Regions from separate parts of the Homo sapiens genome. Here all the other regions are linked to region 4. The links are chromatin loops, found by intact Hi-C in ENCODE. Cell type or tissue: chondrocyte. All regions are shown on one strand. Region 1 overlaps LOC105376121 (a long non-coding RNA gene). Region 2 overlaps NTRK2 (neurotrophic receptor tyrosine kinase 2). Region 3 overlaps NTRK2 (neurotrophic receptor tyrosine kinase 2). Region 4 holds the start of NTRK2 (neurotrophic receptor tyrosine kinase 2).

Region 1 (5,000 bases), 760 kb before region 4:
CCTCCAGTGTAACTTTGCTCGGGGTAACACACTGCAAAGTGCTTGGATTTTTTTTTATCGAGATTAAAAATGATCTCTTGCTGATATTTTCATTTATTACAGGAAGGCAATTTGTTAGGTGGGCTTTCAGAGGAGAAGATGTTGTTCCGATGATTTTTCTGGATTTACTTCCATGTGGTAGCGGAGAGGAAGGCAGAACTGATTTGGGACCTTCCTGATAGGGTGCAGCAACTCTCCCACTTCAGAGCAGACCAGCACTCGGTTCTGGCCTCCAGAGTCTCCCCTGTGCCAACAGAGGTCCTTGGGCGGGCAGCCATATCCAGCAGCCATGGAAGGAGCCATCAGGAGCAGAACATGGGCCAGCAAAGGATGGTGCACAGTGGGCTGGTGTTCTTAGCCAAAATGGTGCTTATATCTCAAAACTCTAGTGTTTCCACTGGAGAGGGTTGGAGCAGAGGAAGAGGTAAAAATGGCGAATGGTGTGGGTCAGCCTCAGACAATCAGAGAGCTGATAGGACATCGTCTCTGGGGTTCGCTGGAAGGACTTGGAGTTGGGGTACGTTATGAGTTGGCTGAGGCCCATGTTAGCAGATGGGGCAGGAGCCAGAGAAATATGGGTGGCAGAGTTAGGGATCTTAGAATGGGGAGACAACTTGGCTAGTGGGGCAGCACGGGATGTGGTAATACTGAGTTTCATTTTGCTTGTTGATTTTGAAGTCACTTGAACATCTAAGTGACATGTTCTTCGTGTTCTTCATCAGGAAGGGGATGGTTGAATATTTGGAGTTTAAAAATGACATAATTCCTTTGAAAGGGGAGCTGTTTAAACACTAATCAGCCCTTTACACATTAGTATAAATAAAAAGTCTGCAAGTAAGTTTTGATAGAAAGGGAAAAATAAGGAGCCATTGTCAATGCTGATGGGAAAGTGATTATCGCAGGGGAAGAAACTCAGCCACAGCAAGAGCCTGAGGGGTCCACAGTCGGCCGCATGATACAGCCTGGGCCTGCCCTGTGGTGTCTTCTCTCCATCAGATCTATCCCTAATTTCATTCCCAAGCTGATGAGGAAACAAATCTACCCACATCTATCTCCCTTAAACTCTTATATATCACTAGAGTTCTTATTATTCCTTTTGTTTAAATATGTGATTTCTTACATTGTATTTTTATTTTTTTTATTGAGGTATGCTTTACTTATCATAAACCTTACCCATTTTAAGTGTACAACTCAATGATTTTTGGTAACTTTATTGAATTGTACAGGCATTACCAGTTTTAGAACATTTTTATTACCTCAGTAAGATCCCTCATACCACCCCGCCACAAACTTTTTTTTTGTTTAAGACAAAGCCTTGCTCTGTCACCCATGCTGGAGTGCAGTGGTGCAATCTCAGCTCACTGCAACCTCTGCCTCCCGGGTTCAAGCGATTCATCTGCCTCAAACTCCCTAGTAGCTGGGACTACAAGCACGCGCGACCACGCCCAGCTAATTTTTATATTTTTAGTAGACACAGGGTTTCACCATATTGGCCAGGCTGGGCTCAAACTCCTGCCCTCGTGATCTGCCCGCCTTGGCCTCCCAAAGTGCTGGGATTACAGGTGTGAGCCACCGCGTCCAGCCCCTCATACCCTTTTAATGTTCATCGTCATTCCTGGCAGTACCTCTGTTGTGGAAAGTGGGATTACAAGACATGTTCCAGTTTCTTCAGAGAGGTGAGTATTGGAGAAGATTGTCCTTGAGTTCTGGCACTGGGAGGCTATGAGTCCTAATCCCAGCTCTGCTTAGTATTAGTGAGTTTATTCAATCACTCTGGACTTCAGTTGTTCACTTGAAAAATGTAATCAATAATATCTACCCTGCAGGGTTGTTCAGATGATTAGAGATAAGGTATGTGAAGAGCCTGCCACATAGTTCAGTGAAATTATGAAATTATTTCATTACAAATACACAGATGCTTGTAAACAATAGGAATTGATTGGATGCAGAGACTGAATTTTGAGGTCTATTATTTTACTATTTTGTAATTTAATCAGTGGAATGGGGTAGGAAGAAGGAGAAAATACAATTTATTTGTAATAGATATTGGCTGCTTTAAAAAATCAAATGCATTTAAAAAACAATTCCTTTTGATTTACACTGCTCAATTTTCCCCTCTTAAAACTACACAGAGATTTTCTTTCCAAAGAGCTTTTCCAAATGGCTTGACTCCCCTGACCTCCCCCAACCTCAACCCTGTCTTCTACAGTTTTTTTCTTGCTTTCTTCTGAAATAGATTTGAAAAAACAAGACCCTGACTGCAGCTTTTCAGAGCCCGGTAGTGATTTTCTCTTCTGGTATGAAATTTAAGACCCATAAAATGCAGTTGCCATTTCCTGTGGATGTTCCGCTTCTGTGTTCCGATTTGATATTTATTGCCACATGAGTCAAGATCACAATAAGTTGCTCCATTGCCCTGTGTTATTGATGTAGTGCCACCCGTTTACGTGGGGGAGTTCAGCTGCTGGCCGGGTGCCTGTTGCTAAGTACCTGGAAAACTAAACGTGGCCACTAGGGGGTGCCGCTCTCCCAGAGTCCTGACCCGGGTCCCCATTTGGGAAGGGAGAGAGAGCACCGGGAAGGGCTGCTCCAGCGCCCTCCATCTTCCTCCCGAGGGACCCCGCAGGTGAGGAGCACCATAGGCCCAAGCTCTTCCACCTTAGCCAATCCCCACGCTAGGGCAGCTTCCAAGCGGCCAGGGAATGAATGGGAGCTCTCTGCCACTTTGAATTGTGGGATCCCTCCATGGCTTTTTCTGGGGAAAGGCGTTTTAATCGGCTGTGCCAGAGTCACTAAACGGTGCTTGCTAAAGATATAGATTCTTGAATTTCATTCTCTAGACAAAGTGAACCAGAATCTCTGATGATGAGGTTCAGAAATCTCCATTCCCAACACTTGTTCCAGATGACCTCAGTGCACACCAAAGTTAGGACCCCGAAAAGGCAGGCCGTTTCTAAAAATGCTCCTTTTATCAGCTGCTCCCTTCTAAACCCTTCTAAACTCTTCTAAACCAAATCCAAAACCAACCAGAGGTCTTCGGAGCCACTGGAATATACCCTCCCCGGAGGTCTCTAAGTTCACCGTGAACCAATCTGTGGGGAGAGTAATGCCTCCATCTCTGCCAGCCAGCGTTCCGGGACCCTCAAGGACTACTTTGAATTTCAGAAGTGGAACTTCAGAAAAGCAGTGTTGAAAGAATCATTGGTGTTAATTAAAAGATGTAAATAATCTCTTTTAAAGAAATAGACTTGGCTGGGCGCGGTGGCTCACGCCTGTAATCCCAACACTTTGGGAGGCCGAGGCGGGTGGATCACGAGGTCAGGAGATGGAGACCATCCTGGCTAACACGGTGAAACCCCGTCTCTACTAAAAATACAAAAAAATTAGCTGGGCGTGGTGGTAAGTGCCTGTAGTCCCAGCTACTCGGGAGGCTGAGGCAGGAGAATGGCGTGAACCCAGAAGGCGGAGCTTGCAGTGAGCCGAGATCGCGCCACTGCACTCCAGCCTGGGTGACAGAGCGAGACACTGTGTCAAAAAAGCAAGCAAACAAACAAACAAAAAACTTTGTGCTGGTTTCCTAGCACTGCTGTAATAAATGCCGGCAAACTGGGTGGCCTAGAACAACAGATATTCGTTCTGTTGCAGTTGTGGAGGCCGAAAGTTGGAAATCAAGGTGTCGGTGGGACCATGCTCTCTTGAAGGCACTGGGAAAGAGTCTGCCTCATGCTTTTCTCTTAGCTTCTGGGGTTGCCCGCAATCTTGGCCTTCCTTGGTTCATGGCCGCATTTCTCTAATCTCTGCCTCCGTTGACACATGGCGTTCTTCTCCTGGGTGTCATTTTCTTCTTCTCTTTTTGTAACACAGCCATAATGACCCTAATGGCTCACCCTAATGACTCATCTTAGCGCCATTACATCTGCAAAGACCTTATTTCCAAATAAGGTGGGTGGCATATATTCTTGGGGGACAACATTGAAGCCATAACAGTCCTATCATTTCCTACAAGTGATCTATCATCCTTTTAAGTCTCCAAACCCACTGAGTAGCAAGGAAAAAATAAATTTAGTCCAGTCCAATAAACTCAGCCCAATCCAATAATTTAAATAGTCTATTCATTCTCTACAGGCATGACTAAGATACATGCTCAGTCTTTCTTATTTCCTCCCCCTTTTCTTTATATCTCCACAAAATGAGAGCTAGAGGTTTAGAGGGCTGGGTTTCTATGACTTCATGATTGTAGAGGAAGGGGCTGACTCACTCTGTCCTTGGATCCTGGCTGGTCTCTGCTGCAGGATGACAGCCCCAGTTTGTTCTGGAAATCATTTCCACTGAAGAAAGACTGGTCCCATTTAACATTTTGGGATTATATGCTAGTGTCTTCCTCTGGAGTCCCCCGGGATCTTGGCCATCAGTCCCTGAAATTTAGAAATCATTTTTTCATCCCAAAGACTGGCGTTCAGGTGATTATTTTATTAAAGGAACCAGGAAAACGGCTTTGAGGTGCAACATTGGTCAATGACCTCTTTGTTTCTGGTAGCAGTCAACCTTCCCTCCTGGAGGAAATGACCCTCATTGTATAGTTTTCTCTTTGCATGAAAACAAGATACAAGGGCAAATAAAAACCATGTGGTCTATGAGTTAGCTTCTGCTGTGTAACAAAGTATCTCAGAGCTCAATGGCTTAAGCAGAGAGTGGCAAACTGTGGCCTGCAGTATGTTTCTGTAGGACCCACAAGCTGAGAATGGTTTTACATGTTTAAAGCGTTTGGAAAACAAAATAAGATATGCAACAGAGACCATACCAAATATTTAGTAAGTCTAAAATATTTACTATTTGGCCCTTGATAGAAAAAGTTTGATTACCCTGGCTTAAAACAAAAAGCGTTTCTTATTGCGCCCAAGTCTCTGGGTTCTTCAGCTCCTGGATGGTCTCCTTCATGCATCTGAGGCTAGCTGTGGGTC
Region 2 (5,000 bases), 290 kb before region 4:
TTTCTTACACTAATTATAGCAAAGTTCACCCCACTAAAACGCAGAGGCCATAGAGGTGAGCAAGACTGCAGGAAGGGGAACAGGAAATAAACTGAGAAGGTGCCTCCTCAAAAATAAATAACAATGAGAAGAGCAAAGCCAGCATCTTCACCAGCCCTACCCTATTATGAAAGGTAGCCAGTTCTGTGCTTTATGCTGTTAAGCTATAGACACCAGCACATTTATTCCCTTCCTTCCTTTTCCCTTCCTCTCTCCTTGAAAAACAGCAAAACACACAAGAAAATCAAATTGAGGGTTGGTAGAAAATCAAAGTGGTAGAACACCACCCCGAATCTTCACTCTAAATATCACAACTTCAACATTTCCAGAAATTCCCTTTTCTCTCATGTCCGAGTTCCAAAATCTCAGTTAACAAAGTTAACATATCCCGGGGGCCAGTTCTAGGTCATCAGTGGATCTGAGTCACTGTCTGTAACTCTGCCTCTCAGTGATTTCAGTGGTGGAAACACCAGACAAGCTGTGTGGAAGTGTCTAGGAACAGGCAGGATAAAACTTCTTCCATCTCACCAAGCTAAACCGCTTTCAACCAAGATGGCGCTTGGAGGGAACTTCCAAAGTCCGGTGTACTATTATTTATGTGAACAAGTTCACTTTTGTTCAAATCTCAAACAAAGGCTCCAGGCATACTTTCACAGAATCAAAGCCAAACCTCAGCATCCTTTAACCTCACCAGGAATTCCCCCAGGCCCTCAGTTTTCTCTGGAAGGATTCTCACACTGAGGACTTCACTCTTGGAGATCTCACCCACCACGCTGGAGTGCCAAGAGCAGGGTGGGTGCTATGGGCTGACCTGCGTCCCCCCAAAATTTATACGTTGATAACCTCACCTCCAGGGCCTCAAAATGTGACTGTATTTGGAGACAAGACTTTAAGTAGGTGATTAAGTTAAAAAGACCATTAGGGTGGGATGCAATCCAATCTGACTGGTGTCCTTAAAAGAAGAAATTTAGGCCTAAAGGGAAGGATTGGGTTGTCACCATCCCAATGTGAGGGCATAGTGAGAAGGCAGCCACCTGCAAGCCAAGGAGCGAGGCCTCAGGAGGAACCAATCCCACTCACACCTTGAGCTTGGACTTCCAGCCTCCAGAGCCATGAGAAACACATGTCTGTCGTTTAAGCCACCCAGTCATGATATTTTGTTATGACAGCCTCAGCAAACAAATACAGCAGGGGTCCCGCAGGGAAAGAGGTCCCTGGGGTCTCTGATCTGCACAGCTACTCACCCTGTAGTAGTCAGTGCTGTACACGTCCCGGGACATCCCAAAGTCCCCGATTTTCACCAGCAAGTTCTCCCCGACCAGGCAGTTCCTGGTGGCCAAATCGCGGTGCACGAAGTGCTGGGACGCCAGGTAGACCATGCCCGCGGCGATCTGCTGGGCTATATGCAGCATCTGCGACTGCGTCAGTTCCGTGGGCGGGTTGCCCTCAGCCATCAGCACGGCATCAGGGCCGTGTGCCCTGGGGAAGGACATGGAGAATGAAGCTGGGGGCCTCAGCATTTTCACTCCAGGGGCCCTTTGCCCCTGCCCCTCCCCGTCCCTCTTGCTAAGCTCCTCACCCCCACCCTGTAGCTGCTGGTGCTAAAAGATGCTGCCTGACTTAGCATGAAGAGGAGACAAAGGTGCTCACACAGTTGTACTTCTGCAGTCCTGAGAGCACCCAGGCTGCTCTGTTTCCCAAAGAGTCTGGAATTCCCAGGACCCCGTGGGCCTGAATGTCCCCCTTCCCTCCAGTGTACAGACAGGTTGACATTTTAGGGGCTCTGGCACTGTGCTGGGTTCAGGCACTTACCAGGGCCCCCTGACCCTGAGAAGCAGCAGGTAGGTGAAGGAAGACAAAACCAAAAACAAAACATATGGGGAAAGATGGACTCTCCTAGTGGGATGGACATGGCAGCCCAGTGGGTCCCCACCCCTTCCCACCTAGCCAGGCTATGCCAGAGTATCCCCCAACCAAGCTGATTCCTCCAGAGTGTCCCCACCAGCACCAGAGCTGGGCAGCCTGCGGCCTTCCATAGTCCACCTGATCTGTGGCCAGGCATGGTTTTGAAGCTACGCCTGGCTCTCTCAAGCCCAGTTCAACAACAGAGTCCCAGGGCATTCTCAATCTGGATGTTCATTCTCAATACAAAATACCATTTCCTTCTGTCCACCCCTCCTCCAACCTCCGCTCAACACAGGCTATGGCCAACACATAGGAGAACTCTTTTGAACCACAGCCTGTTTATTCTTTTGCTGGGGAAAATTTTATTGTTTACACTATGGGGAGGGGGACTATGATTTTTTAAATCTTATTTTTCTTCTGTCTTACACACCTGGCCTCTCCTCAGCTATGTGATGACTTAGGGCACCCTAACACGCAAGTCCTGCAAGGGTGGGAGGATCCGCGTCTTAGGATGCCGCCCTCAGCGCGGCAGGCTCTGCTGTGACATCCTGCGCTGTGAGCCAAGATGAGCGTCATTGCCCCTGGTGGCCTGAGGGGGCGCTGCAGTGCAAGGAATAAAGGCGGGGTTTGCTGTCGGGCTCTGCCCTGGCGTGGCCAAGGGCTTCTCTCTGGGAAAGGAAAGATCTCTCTCAAGACGTTTTGAAACACTTAGAATAAATATAGAGGATTCTGCATAAATGTTAAAGTAGGTAACCTCACCTGCAGGGTTTCAGAGCCGTGTGAGTATTTGAAACTGAGAAAGCCAGAATTGTCTGAGAACACATGTCAGGGTTTGCCCTGCCTCTCCGCCCTCCTTCCCCCAACTATTCAAGCCACAGGCGTATCCCCACTTCCATCCCGGCTCCAGCCTACAGTGACTGTCTTTGCCTTTGATTTCGGGAATCATTCTGTCACCAGATCTTTCATTCCTGTAATCTCAGGGAATGAACACTGGACAGGAGTTGGGGGGTCTCCCAGGCCTACCAGCGTCCAATGCCATGATCCTGGGAAGCCCTTTAATTTCTCTCATGTACAATTTCTTCATTAGTCAAAAATACAGAGGAATATTATACTGGGTAATTTCTTAGGTTCTTCCTGTCTCTAAATACCTGGATTTAACCATTCCCTGGGGAGGAGTTTCCTGTTTTTGTACAAGCCAGTCCTAACATATTTCACCTCTACTCAAACCACAACCCCCAGCTGCCTCTTGTCACATTGAGGAACAATGCTGGGAAAATGCTCCAGGGCTTTCTTCAGCTCAAAAGCACCTACTCAAGGTAAGAAGCGGCACAGTGGCCAAAGCTCCGGGATATGTGAAATGAATTTGGATCCTGTCCTACACTTGCTGTGTGATTTTGGGTGAGTTACATAACCTCTCTGGGCCTGTTTCCTCACTCTGTAAATTGTAGATACTAACTGCCCCTTGCTAAGGGCATTGATGTGAGGAGGACTGACACTGTGCTTGCATAGTGCTTCGTGGCCTTTCACAGGAAAACCAGGGAGAAAGGCTTTGCAAACAAAGATTCTCTTTAAAAATGAAATTGACAGGTGATGTGAAAACACAAGTTATCCTCTGTGCATTACTTTTTGTAACTGGCCTGTAACAGGGCTCTTCAGGATACTAGAGGGTGGGCCCTTTCCACTTCACTAAAGGTGAATCAAGCCTAATCCTTTTCAGCACTGAGGGGTCAGGGGAAATTGCCAATGTTTTCACTTGTCTTCCTTAAATCTACTATGACCTCAGCACCAGGAGAAGGGGCTGGGGTGCACATAAACTAAAGAAAATCTGAAATAAAGACCCAGAGACTCGGTCAGAATTTAATCTTCATAGGTACCATTTAAATAATAAAATAATTTGTTGATTGGCCACAGCCTTATATCAGTTCCAGAAAACTGATCTACTTTAAATATCTCTCAGAGGCAAGACTCCAGGATAGAGGAAAAGTTAGATGTCAGTGCAAAAGGCCACCTCTGCACAAAATTCTGTCCTCCAACCCCACACTCTGCAGACGTCAGGAAGCTGGTGGCCCTCAAATGCCTAATGCACTTTATATTAGTATGTGTGGGTTGGGGGAGACTCCTGGATTTTTAAAGTAATTTCCCCTGTTTATATCTGGGTATTTGCTGTTCAACTTTCTGAACACGGCTCTTTAAATAAAATAAGCCTCTGGATGCTTTCTCTGAGCAGAACATACTGCTGTAAAAAGTGGGTAGGTGGGTCTGCTACACAAGTCCTTAAGAGGAACAGAAATAACGGTTAACGCTGCAATCCTCTGCTTTCACTTTCCCAGGTCCTCGTGAAGTCTTAGAAATCAAAACACATTTCATCTCTTCCAGGAAGACATTCCTTAAGAGGTAAAAAAATAACAAAATTAAAAAAAGCACCATCAGCTCCCTGGCTTGGGAAGCAAGTAGCAGGTTCATGGGCCTGACTTAGCTGTCCAGTTCTCTCCAGCGTGGGTTACAGCCGGCACTGCACCAACTGCTCTGGCTCCAGGATTCTATAGCACACCACTTTCCTTCTGGTCTTTTCAACAAGCACCTCAGCAGAGAGGATGGCAGAGTGGTTAAGACCATGAGTTCTTGCAGCCAGGGGCTGCAGGTTTGAATCTCAGCTCTGTCATCTGCTACCTGTGTGATTCAGTTTCCCCAACTGTAACGTAGGAATGACGGCAAGGATGGTTTATACCCTGAAACATATTAAAATGCTTAGAAAGTTCAATAAATGTTAGCTGTGATAGTTTGAAAAATAGTAGTCTATTTTTCCCCTCATTAGACGGCAACTCTGGACAGATTCTAAGAGGAAAAATCATGAAACCCTTGCAAGCAAAGACATGTGTTTTATTCCTCATTTCCCACCCTAACTAGCTTAGAGCCTGGCCATGCTGGTGCTTAATATATGGCTTCTGGATGAATAAAGAGGGTAGGGAGACAAGAGAAGACATCTGTCTTTATAGGGCAGAGCTGATACAGCTGGGGACTTTTCATGGCAGCTAAGTGCCCAGCTCCCTTGCGGA
Region 3 (5,000 bases), 190 kb before region 4:
CTGCATTAGGATACAGCAGAAATCCTGCCAAGAATAACTACAAAGACAAGTTCTTTCCAATACTCCTAATCATCCCTGTTCTGCTACTTGCTCCCTGACAGGCCTAGATCATCCAGCTTCTGGCCATCAATTAAAAATGAAGATGTGTTGGCCGGGCATGGTGGCTCACATCTGTAATCCCAGCACTTTGGGAGGCCGAGGCAGGCAGATCACGAGGTTAGGAGTTTGAGACCAGCCTGGCCGCCATGGTGAAACCCTGTCTCAACTAGAAGTCCAAAAATTAGCCAGGTGTGGTGGCGTGCACCTGTAATCCCAACTACTCGGGGGGCTGAAACAGGAGAATCACTTGAACCTGGGAGGCAGAAGTTGTGGTGAGCTGAGATCACACCACTGCACTCCAGCCTGGGTGACAGAGTGAGACTCAGTTTCAAAAAAAAAAAAAAAAAAAAAAGAAAATTAAGATGTGTTATGCTAAGGTTTCCGCATCTTGTCAACAAAACCTTCTCACCACTGACTCCCTTCCTTGGTTCCCGGCATGGCTGTTCCCTCCTGCAAGATTACTAAAACATGCTACTGCCTGCGCTCCCTGAAGGACTGCAGCCAAGGCTGCATGTTTCTCAGTAGATTCCAGGCACCACCTTTACCCCCAGAAATGCAGGAGTTTCTTTTTCTTAAAATTTCTTTTTATTTCAATAGTTGTTTGGGGAACAGGTGATGTTTGGTTACATGAATATGTTCTTTAGTGGTTTCTGAGATTTTGGTGCATTCATCACCCAAGCAGCAACACCGTACCCAATGTGTAGCCTTTTATCCCTCACCCCCCTCCCACCCTTTCCCCACAGTCCCGGAAGTCCTTGGTATCATTCTTATGCCTTTGTACAGGAGTTTCATTTTAAAAGACTCCACGTGCTGTCAGAGATCCAGCAATATTTCCTTCTGGAGCCCCTGGAACCATTAGAAATGCATTGACCCCAGTTGCTTTCTTCTCTGACTCTCCCCTGGCCCAGGATGCTCTGAAGTTCATGAACATCAGAGCAGCATTCAATCATTTTTGAGGAGGCTGATACCTAGAAGACAACTTGAGATTCCCAAATTCAGACTTTGAATCTTCTGCCAAGTACACAGCGAAGCCCTCACTTAAAGAGTCCAACCAAGTGATTTGCTCTCTGCTTCTCCTTCCTCACTAAGGGATACCCTTTCCTTTCCTAAACCTCTCCAATTAAACCCCCCAACTCCAATGTAACAGATTGCAAGGGAATGAGCTCTTGTTTGGGGAGCGAGGGGAGGATTAAGCGTAGAAGCAGTAAAAAGCACCACAGGTAATTTTTCAAAAGCCTTTTCACTTTGCCAGAAAAATCACTGTTGACAAATGTGAGTAACACATAAACCTCAACAATTCATCAAGGGGGATATTAATTCAAGTGCTGTTTTCTTCATTATTGATGTTCCAAAACCTAGAAGATTGATATGGCTGGCAAGGTTGCAGGGTTTAAGCCCATTTTTCTGTGAACATTTTGATATAATGGAATGCAAAGCACAGCAAAGTTGAGAAGGCAGAAGAAGCTCTCAGCGGGACAATGAATGTCTACATAATTTGACAGCAGCCTGTCTGTGCATATCACAGGATGTGTCTTTGTATGTCTATGCATGTGTTTGAGCAGGCACCATGAAAAAGACAGAAGAATAAAGGGGCACATCACCGTGTGTTAAACGAAATTCATATGAGGACTTGAAAAAATGTATTATAATATTCATATAAAGTTTTAAATGGCGAGGTAGGTGCACACTTGGCTGATTTAGGGTAAATAGTTCTAATTACTCAGCTGAAAAACATGAGTTAAGTCTGGAAACATTTTTAGCCCATTTTTATTTTAATATGTCTGCTTGGTCACACATCCTGTACTATGACTTTACAGACATTTCTAAGCCTAATGTAGACTTAATTTCCTGTGATAAGAATCACGAAGTTCATCTGGGGGAGTTTTCTTCTCTCAATACCAACAGTGCCTTCAAGGTGAGGGGAAGGGTTAGTACTCTTGAGCAGCTGTACTAAGCAAGCCTTTTTATATTCTGGATTCTGGTGCTTTGACATCTGGGGCCGTGCTAATCCTGGAGGAATGGCCCCTCCCACCCCTGGTGAGTCAGTTCCTACAGATGGTAAATACCCTGCCTGGGAGCATGCCTTTCAAATGCAAACCAACCAATCCAGAGACAACACCCCAACCACCTTCCAGATGTGAGGCTCACACTCTAGGCCACTATCCACCTGCCCTCCCCACCCCAGGGCCAAGTACTTGACAACTCTAGATAGCTCCTGTACCCTAGAGCCTGTTGAAGTTACTCAGACTAGCCAGTCCTAAACCTGTTTACCCTCCCTCCCCAGTTCCTTACCTGGAAACACACTAAAAGCTCCTGCCCAAGTTCTCCCTTCCCTCCTCTGCCTTTTAATGGATCCCAGCACTTCCCCACGTGGCTCTGCATGCCATGGTGTGCCCCTTTCTTTTGGGAACCACGAGTGACACACTATCTTCTCAATGGCAATCATCTCCTAAATTGTTGGTCTCACCAAACTTGAAAAATAATGAAACCTATGTTTTATAAGAGCAGCACCTCTGCTGGACTGCAGCCGGAAGAATAATTCTGAAGAGCTCTCTGCTGTGGCCTAAAACAGTAAAACCACATTTTTGCAGCTTTCCGGGAACAAGCACCCTTCTGCAGTGCAAATTGGCTTGGAAAAATATTTAAGTGGTTGCAATGACTTGCTATTTAGCAGAAGCAAGACCCTGTCTTATAGGACTGTCATGGGAGAGTTTATTACCACCTTCCCCAAAAACACACGGGATACACCTACGCACGCATACACATCAAACCCGTAAAACAGAACACCTTTAAGACTGCCCAGGCAGGATCATCCCTCTGATATCTTGGCAAAGTGACTATGATCAGCTGTGTCTGAAATTTGCCCCTAGGGAGCTGCCTAGAAGCCCTGACTACTTGAGCTTCATGTTCTAACTTTGCCAAGTCTCCACTTCCCCTTTGCTGGTTAAGAACTTTAACCTTGGAATCCATGGAGCTAGCGAGAGTCAAGGTGACTTTTCCCCCTCCAGGCCCCATCTGGCCAGGCTGCCTCAGCCGGCTGGTCATTTTTGGATCACTGGACAGACAGTGATAGAGACTGCCCAACAAGACAAGGTCTGACGTCAGGATGGAAAGTGACAGGAAACAGCTCCTTATATGGCCAGGATGAACAAGCATAGGGTGGATGGTTTGGAATTGAGCAGCCTCCTGACATTGGTACATTTCCCCTACTTTGCCATTTTACCTATGGCCAACCTTGCTACCAAAAGAATAACTAACCAACAGATGCCCAAGATGGTCGGATCTTGGAAACCCACATGAAAGATGTAAGAATGCCGTCTTTTCATGCCTTCTAAGCAATTCCTGTTCATTGTCTCTGTACCCATAGAAAATTCTGAACAAATTAGAGGTCCCAAGAGATCACACCTGATTTCAATTCTAATGAGGAGCTACATCATCTGCATTCACTTGGTAAGCTACAAACTGCTTTTCAATTGTCAGCACATAGTCTGAATGCAGGGAATAGAATGCAATCAAGCAGAAATCACAGCGTCTGGACGTTAGAATCTGTTTTGAAAGAGGAATGGTCATAAATGGAAACTGATTTACCAATTCAGAACTCTATTACATCTTGGCCAATGGAAGAAAGTTAAGACCTAAACTTGTCCAGCTTGACTATTCAGTCAGCTATTCCCTGTACATGTAGCTGAAATGTAGTTGTATTTATTTCCTTAACCTTCTTAAAAATGCATCACAAACTAGAACTGGAACGACAGTTAACACTTCCCCCACAGGATAAAAACGAGTCAAATCTAAAAATGTAAAACCATGTACTAAACTCAATTAACAACAGTAATGCCTTTTCTGGAAAAATTCTAGACCTACTTCTTCAACAAATCAAAAACCAGGAACACAGAAAATGAATCAAAGACCGTGGAATGTAAAGAGGGTCTAAGCATTTTCATCCGAATAAAAACATAGACTCATTACTTATCCAAAGAAGGAGTGAGTTAACTACTTACCAACACCTTGTCTTGATTTTACTTTCCCAAATCCAAACCATGAGAAATCTGAAAACCACAACAAAACATAAAATAAACTTCGAAAGAGAAGTAGAAACCGGAGGTGGTCAACACTGTCCTTGGTCAAATAATGCAACAAACTCCCCCCGACAAAAATAAATAAATAAATAAATAAATAAATAAATAAATAAATAAACAAACCACTTGGGATGAAAGCTTCCTATCAAACACCTGGAAACTAACCCTTGGATTTTTGTGTAGAGATTTATTTCCTATTCAGAGAACACGGAGGCTCCAATCAGATAAGAGAGAGCAGCCTGTCTATGAGAAAAATAGCCACAACCCAGGGTTAAGGGCTCTGAGCTGTTTTCTTTCTTTCTCACTTTCTTTCTTCCCCCTTAGTGGAGAGATCATTGCCTTGTATTGAATCATCTGACAGGGAAGCTGCAGGGGTGAAGACACACACAATGCATTTGACAAATGCACTACGGTTCTGAACCGCAGCAATGTGGGAAAATAATAAGAGAAAACAGATCCTTTTTGAAGCTGAGACAGACGGTAAAAAAAGCAACACAAAATCCCGTGGGAGAGTAGACACGGGCTAGATAGAGATTCAGGAGGGAGGGAAAAAAAGATCTTAATTCTACATGGATTCTCGCTCCTGACTTGCTGTGTGACACTGGGCTGTGTACAGCTGTTCTGTGCCTCTTAGAACACAAGGTCCAGTAGGCACATGTAAGAAAAGACCTGCCAAACGTCTGGAGAGCCTCCCGTGAATAAAGCCACAGTGAAATGTCTGCTTCCTTCCTGAGCCCAGCTCTTTCCTCCTAGGTAATTTCCGCTGGATTCAAAGTGAATTCTGCACAGTGGGGAAATACCTGAATATGAGAAGGGTAAAGG
Region 4 (5,000 bases):
TTCTCCCCACTCTTGGGACAGCATTCACTTCCAGGACCTACCCACCTGGCCAGCTCGGGCCCTAGGGGCAAGGAGAAAAAGGAGGAAAAGCTCCAGGAACTCACATTTCGGTGATGTTCTCAGGATCTACACTGTTAGGCTCCAATCTCGGAAATGCCACGATGCCAGGAGAAGGGTCGCTGCACCAGATCCGAGAGGCACTGCATTTGCAGGACGTGGGACAGGCGAAAGCGGCCCTCCAGAAGCCCACAACCAGCCAGCAGAAGCCCCAGAGCCGCGCCATGGCGGGTCCATGCCACCTTATCCAGGACGACATCCCTAGCAGCCAGTGCCAGCCCGAGTGCCTGTCCCCGCGCTGCACCGGCCGCTTTCCCCCACCCGTGCGGGGAGGCCTTCCCTGCGCTTGCGGCTCTCTTAACTCCTCGGTGCTTGTTGCGGGCGTGCCGAGTCCAGCTTATCAGAGGCTGAGCTGGTCCGGAGCGAAGAGTGTTCCGGCAGGCGGCAGGGTTCACAGTGGCCCCGGCATAGCGAACCGCTTTACAGGGGGGCGCTACCGCTGCTCGGAGCTCCGCGGCGGCCGTCGCTGCATGGCCCGGCGCGCCGGGCACCGACCGGCGGCGCTCCCGGGACTCTCTGGGGCGCAGATTCCTTGTTAGATGCGAATGGGGGTCCGGTATGCACCTCGAGGCTGAGGACAAACAGACACGCGTAAGACTGAGCGTAGGACCCCCAACACCACTAATTGGGGCACTCTCCCTCTCTGCTCGCGTCATCCCCACCCCGACCCCAGCCCGGAGACTGTGGATGGATGAGTGCCCAGCTCCGGCCCAGGAATCAACTTGCCCCGCGATGGCACTGACGCCGCTGGAGCCACCAGTGTGCCCACTCTCTCTTCGAGCCTGAGGCCAAGGGAGGGGAGGTAGGGAAAGGGTCCCCAAGACAGGATTCCATGGTACAGGCCGGGCGAAGGACCCTTTAAAGGGGAATGCGGAGACTGCCGGCGGCTTTGGCTCCGCGACGGGGCCCCCGAATGATGCTGCAGAATCCGCCACGGCCGCTGGGTGCCGGTGGCGCGGGCAGGTGGCGCGGCACGTCCCACCTGGGGAGTAGCCGAGGCCGCCCCAGGGGGAGACAGTGAGGGCCGAGGCGACCGAGGGCACTATCTGCGCTGCTCACCCGGGCTCCGGCGCCTCACGCCCGCCGGCGGCGCCTGGGTCCAGGCTCCTGCTACCGCCGGGGACTGAGCGCGTAGAGCGCGAGCGAAGCAGCCAGCGAGGCTCCTGCTCCAACCCAATTCCGGGAGCCGCCGCCGCCGCCTCTGCTACTGCTGGCGAAGTGACGTGAGGGCTGACGCAGAGCAGGGGCAGAAACTCCAGAAAATTAGTCTGAAATCCAAAAACACACACACGCTCATACACACACAAACCCATAACACCCTCCAGACAAAAGCACCAGGGAGGGGAGGGGAATCTGGGGGCGAGCAGGGAGGAGGGAGGCATCGGTGCCACTGGCCAGAAGCAGACAGCAGCAGCATGTGGGAGTTCACACACGCGCGCACACACGCACACATCCTGGCCGTGTAGACATGCACGCGCGTGCGTGTGTGTGTCTGTGTGTGTGTGTGCATTTACATCCAGGTACCTCTAAGATGAACCGTTCCTCCGTTCGACGCCTCCCGGTCCCTAATTCACACCACAGTCTCTTCTACAATCGCGGTAGAGGCTGTCTCCCTTTTTGAAATGGAAACCGTGCTTGGTTCAGCTCTGAAAAATGCGCTGATTCTTATTATAGGAATCCTCCCTCCCTTCTCCCTCCCCGCGTTCTCCTTTCCCACCCTGCCTAAAAGGGAGGGCAAGCTATCCTAAAAATAAATAAATGTTGTAAACACCAAAACGTGTTCTGCATTGGTAACCAAGGATCACCGCCCCCATTCCGGGCCACCTATTTGGGGATCGGTGGTTTTGGAGGGGCTTCCTGTTGGTGCTTTTGCAGAGGGAAGGGAGTCTCCAAACACAATTCTAGCTCTCTAAGTGGGTCTTTTTCCTGCCGTTTTCTGCCATCACACGCCCGGGAAATAGAGACATGTGAGGGGAAGGGAGCGCGCCTGATGCGTATTCTAAATGCTCGGTGGCCACCCTGGCCTGTCCGATGTGTGGCGCCGCGTCATTTTCTCTCATCCTTTAACCTGACGGGATGTAGCCATTCCCAGATCGTGGATTCACTCCCCGCGATGCCCACCCCCACGTAGGGCATCCCAAGCCCTTGCTCCCCTGCCGTACCTTGCGCGTGTTCATGTGTGCTAGGGTGTGCGCGAACGCGTGCCCTGCGCCCGCGCTGCCCGGAGCACGATATGCATCCAGCTACGAAGAAGCCAGGCGCGGGCAGAGCCTCGGGGTCTCACTAGGGACAAATTAGGCGATCCGGGAGGGTCGGGTGACAAACCGTAACTATTCTGCGGGTGCAGTTAAATGATGGCTGCGGGGCATTTGCAAGCCTTGTCTGAGAATCCGTCTTCCCTTTTGCGGCTCGGAATCTGTTTTTCCGCAGTCATTTAAAAGAGAACGGGGAAAATACACCGCAGTGCCTGACACTTCCGAGGGCTCTGGTGCCCCCGCGCGGGGAGAGAGCGCCCGGCACGCTCCGGAGCACCAGCCCATGGCCCGGGTCGCGGCGGGCACAGCGCTGGGGGCGCGCTCTGGCGCCAGATGCGCAACCAGCGGCGCCCGACGCCTGCGCGTCCCTGCCCGGCCGGTGCGCGGCTCTCCTGGCCTCGCCGAGCTCCTGCCCGGGGGAAAAAGGCGGGCAATCCTTCTCTCTCGAGAGAGCAATGGGTTGGAGTCTCGTTCAAAATATAGTAATAGTCACTGATCTACCCGCAGAGTTTGGGGATGGGAAGGATCAAGAAACCGAACGTTAGAGTGAATGCTCGGATCTAGGCCAAGCGTTAAATATTACGAAGGGAACGTAAAACATCTATTGGGGCTTTTTTGTACAGATCCTGGGCGCTGAGTGTAACCGCGGGAATTCTTGGACAGCACCCAAAAATCTTGCTGCAGGTCCCGAAAGCAAGGCCAGCAGGTCTATCTCACCACTGTCACTCGGCTGTAACACACATCGAGTGGTGAACGGCCAGGCTGAAGTTTACTCCTGAGCTGCGCCTCTATTCTCTACTAGGTGAGGACGCGCCAAGGAAGAGACGCCAAGGGCAAAAATGACCTGGTCTCAGACGCACGTAAAACTCCGCCTGTCTTGTCAGTGAACCTTAAGCGGAGAAGCCCCTGAGGAACACTTGGGGAAGGAAGGAGTGTGTGCGTAATCACCCACATTTCTCTCACACTCCCATACTCTGAGCCCATTTTTCTAAGAAACGGCCCATTTTCGCCCTAGTGGCTGCAGCATGTCAATGCGGTATGGAGAATAGGCAGTCTTACGGTGGTTTGTACACCAGAAGAGTCTAATTATGTTGGAATATTTGTAGAGTTTCTATTAGAGTAAATATATGCTACTATTATAGTTGGATTCTAAATATATTCCACTATCTCCCACTTAAAATTAGGATTTGCGGTCCTACTTCTAATCACCCTACTTCTGCTCTACTATTTCAACCATAGCAGTTTGTCCTTTGGACAGATAATTTACTTATTATATATATTTTTAAAATTTCTCCCAGAAGAATGTACACTCCATGAAGGCAGGGATTTTTATCTATTTTATTCATTGATATCTCTCAAGGACATAGTAGGTGTTAAAATATATGTGTATTTTTAATGAATAAATAAAATAAAATAAAGGAGATCTCACTTTCTTAACCTCTAAGTCTGCAAGAACCTGGATAATTCCCCCAGACACGCTCCTTCTCACCTTCACAATTTCAAATCTTCCTTGCGTTCTGAGTGCTCCTAGCACTGCTTAAAACCTTGCCTTACTTTCTGTCTCATTTAGTAGCCAGATAGGCTTCAGTACTGGGCCAGAGAGGGCCTCCCACTTATTCATGCTAGTAACTGAACACCTCCATGGACAGTGTCTAGAACACACTGGTGATCAGTAGCTATTTCTTAACTGATAGAATTGTGGATCTACCTCGATTTTAAGACCTATAAGATATGTCCCAGAGATCACTTCAAGGATTCTCAGATCACACCTTTGTAAGAGATGATGAACATTTTTCAGATGAACAATATAGAGATGACTTTTTTCTAGATCCCTTGAATGCAGGCATAGAAATTAAGTGCTGCAGGTTCCTACCTGCACTGAACCATGATGTACCTAGAGCAATGTTTCTCAAACTCTTTTGACCATGATCCACAATAAGAAATGCCTTTTATATCACAACCCAATGAACACATACATAAAGGCATATACTAACTAAAAAAGAAGTGTCATAATACAAAACTTACTTACCCTTAGTACATAAACTAATATATCCTTTTCTCTTCTACACCATTTCATTTCTGAATGCATGTAATAACTCAATACATTGATTTTAACATCCAATACTGAGTTGTAAAAAAATAAGCAAGAATACTGCCAACTTCTGATTAAAATGGAGTAATAGGGAACGGATTTGTTCTCTCAATCATATGACCAAAACACTGAACAAAATATATTAAAGTTAAGACAATGGATATAAGACAATGAAGGTCATCGTTCAGAGAGAAGGAACCCAGGCAGAGGCCATCTACCTAAGTTGAGGAGACTAGCTCAAGAGAAATCAAGGAGTGCAGAGTTCACAAGACAGAGTAGCAAAGAGAAGAGTATTGCCCAGAAAGAACTATGGACATCTGCAGAGGGTTCCTCTCAAGTATTCAGCATAGTGCTGATTGACACATGCAGGTAATAAAGCTACCTGAGGCCAGAGAAAGAAGCACGCAAAAGATTAAAGCGAATAGAGTTAAAACAAATCAAAAGGAAAATGTAAAACACTATGTATCAGAATTTGTGTGATACAACTAAAGCAGTTTTTAGAGGGAATTTTATAGCACTAAATTCCTGTATCAGGA

Evidence for each region. A loop is a pair of places that touch in the nucleus more often than their neighbours do. Peaks named below come from ENCODE experiments on the same cell type or tissue, not always from the same donor. Only the 100,000 strongest peaks of a DNase experiment are listed, where the experiment ranks them.
Region 1: a loop joins it to region 4, with 2.5 times the contacts of the local background. A loop is called at or near these places in 5 of 110 quality-filtered maps.
Region 2: a loop joins it to region 4, with 5 times the contacts of the local background. A loop is called at or near these places in 18 of 110 quality-filtered maps.
Region 3: it touches region 4 in a loop (2.1-fold over the local background); 2 of 110 quality-filtered maps call a loop at or near these places.

Annotation. Positions count from the first base shown.
Region 1 is chr9:85,422,889-85,427,888 of GRCh38, reverse strand. The region is part of intron 2 of LOC105376121 (a long non-coding RNA gene); the gene reads left to right. Among named protein-coding and RNA genes, the nearest start is that of AGTPBP1, 320 kb to the left of the region's middle. RefSeq lists a silencer at 2,530-2,629. In chondrocyte, CTCF peaks have their summits at 2,314 and 2,548 (motif pointing right); no DNase peak of the experiment used is centred here.
Region 2 is chr9:84,951,801-84,956,800 of GRCh38, reverse strand. NTRK2 (neurotrophic receptor tyrosine kinase 2) reads right to left here. Exons shown (of 19, transcript NM_006180.6): 17 at 1,284-1,518. Among named protein-coding and RNA genes, the nearest start is that of NTRK2, 280 kb to the right of the region's middle. RefSeq lists an enhancer at 1,428-1,928. In chondrocyte, CTCF peaks have their summits at 2,351 and 2,551; DNase peaks (open chromatin) are centred at 1,420 and 2,511.
Region 3 is chr9:84,860,188-84,865,187 of GRCh38, reverse strand. NTRK2 (neurotrophic receptor tyrosine kinase 2) reads right to left here. Exons shown (of 19, transcript NM_006180.6): 13 at 4,101-4,148. Among named protein-coding and RNA genes, the nearest start is that of NTRK2, 190 kb to the right of the region's middle. RefSeq lists an enhancer at 2,431-2,931. In chondrocyte, no CTCF peak of the experiment used is centred here; no DNase peak of the experiment used is centred here.
Region 4 is chr9:84,666,065-84,671,064 of GRCh38, reverse strand. It overlaps NTRK2 (neurotrophic receptor tyrosine kinase 2), which reads right to left and starts at 1,336. Exons shown (of 19, transcript NM_006180.6): 1 at 1,177-1,336; 2 at 105-688. The coding sequence starts at 316. RefSeq lists a silencer at 2,592-2,811. In chondrocyte, CTCF peaks have their summits at 1,083, 2,408, 2,610 and 3,377; DNase peaks (open chromatin) are centred at 284, 1,174, 2,354, 2,634 and 1 weaker place.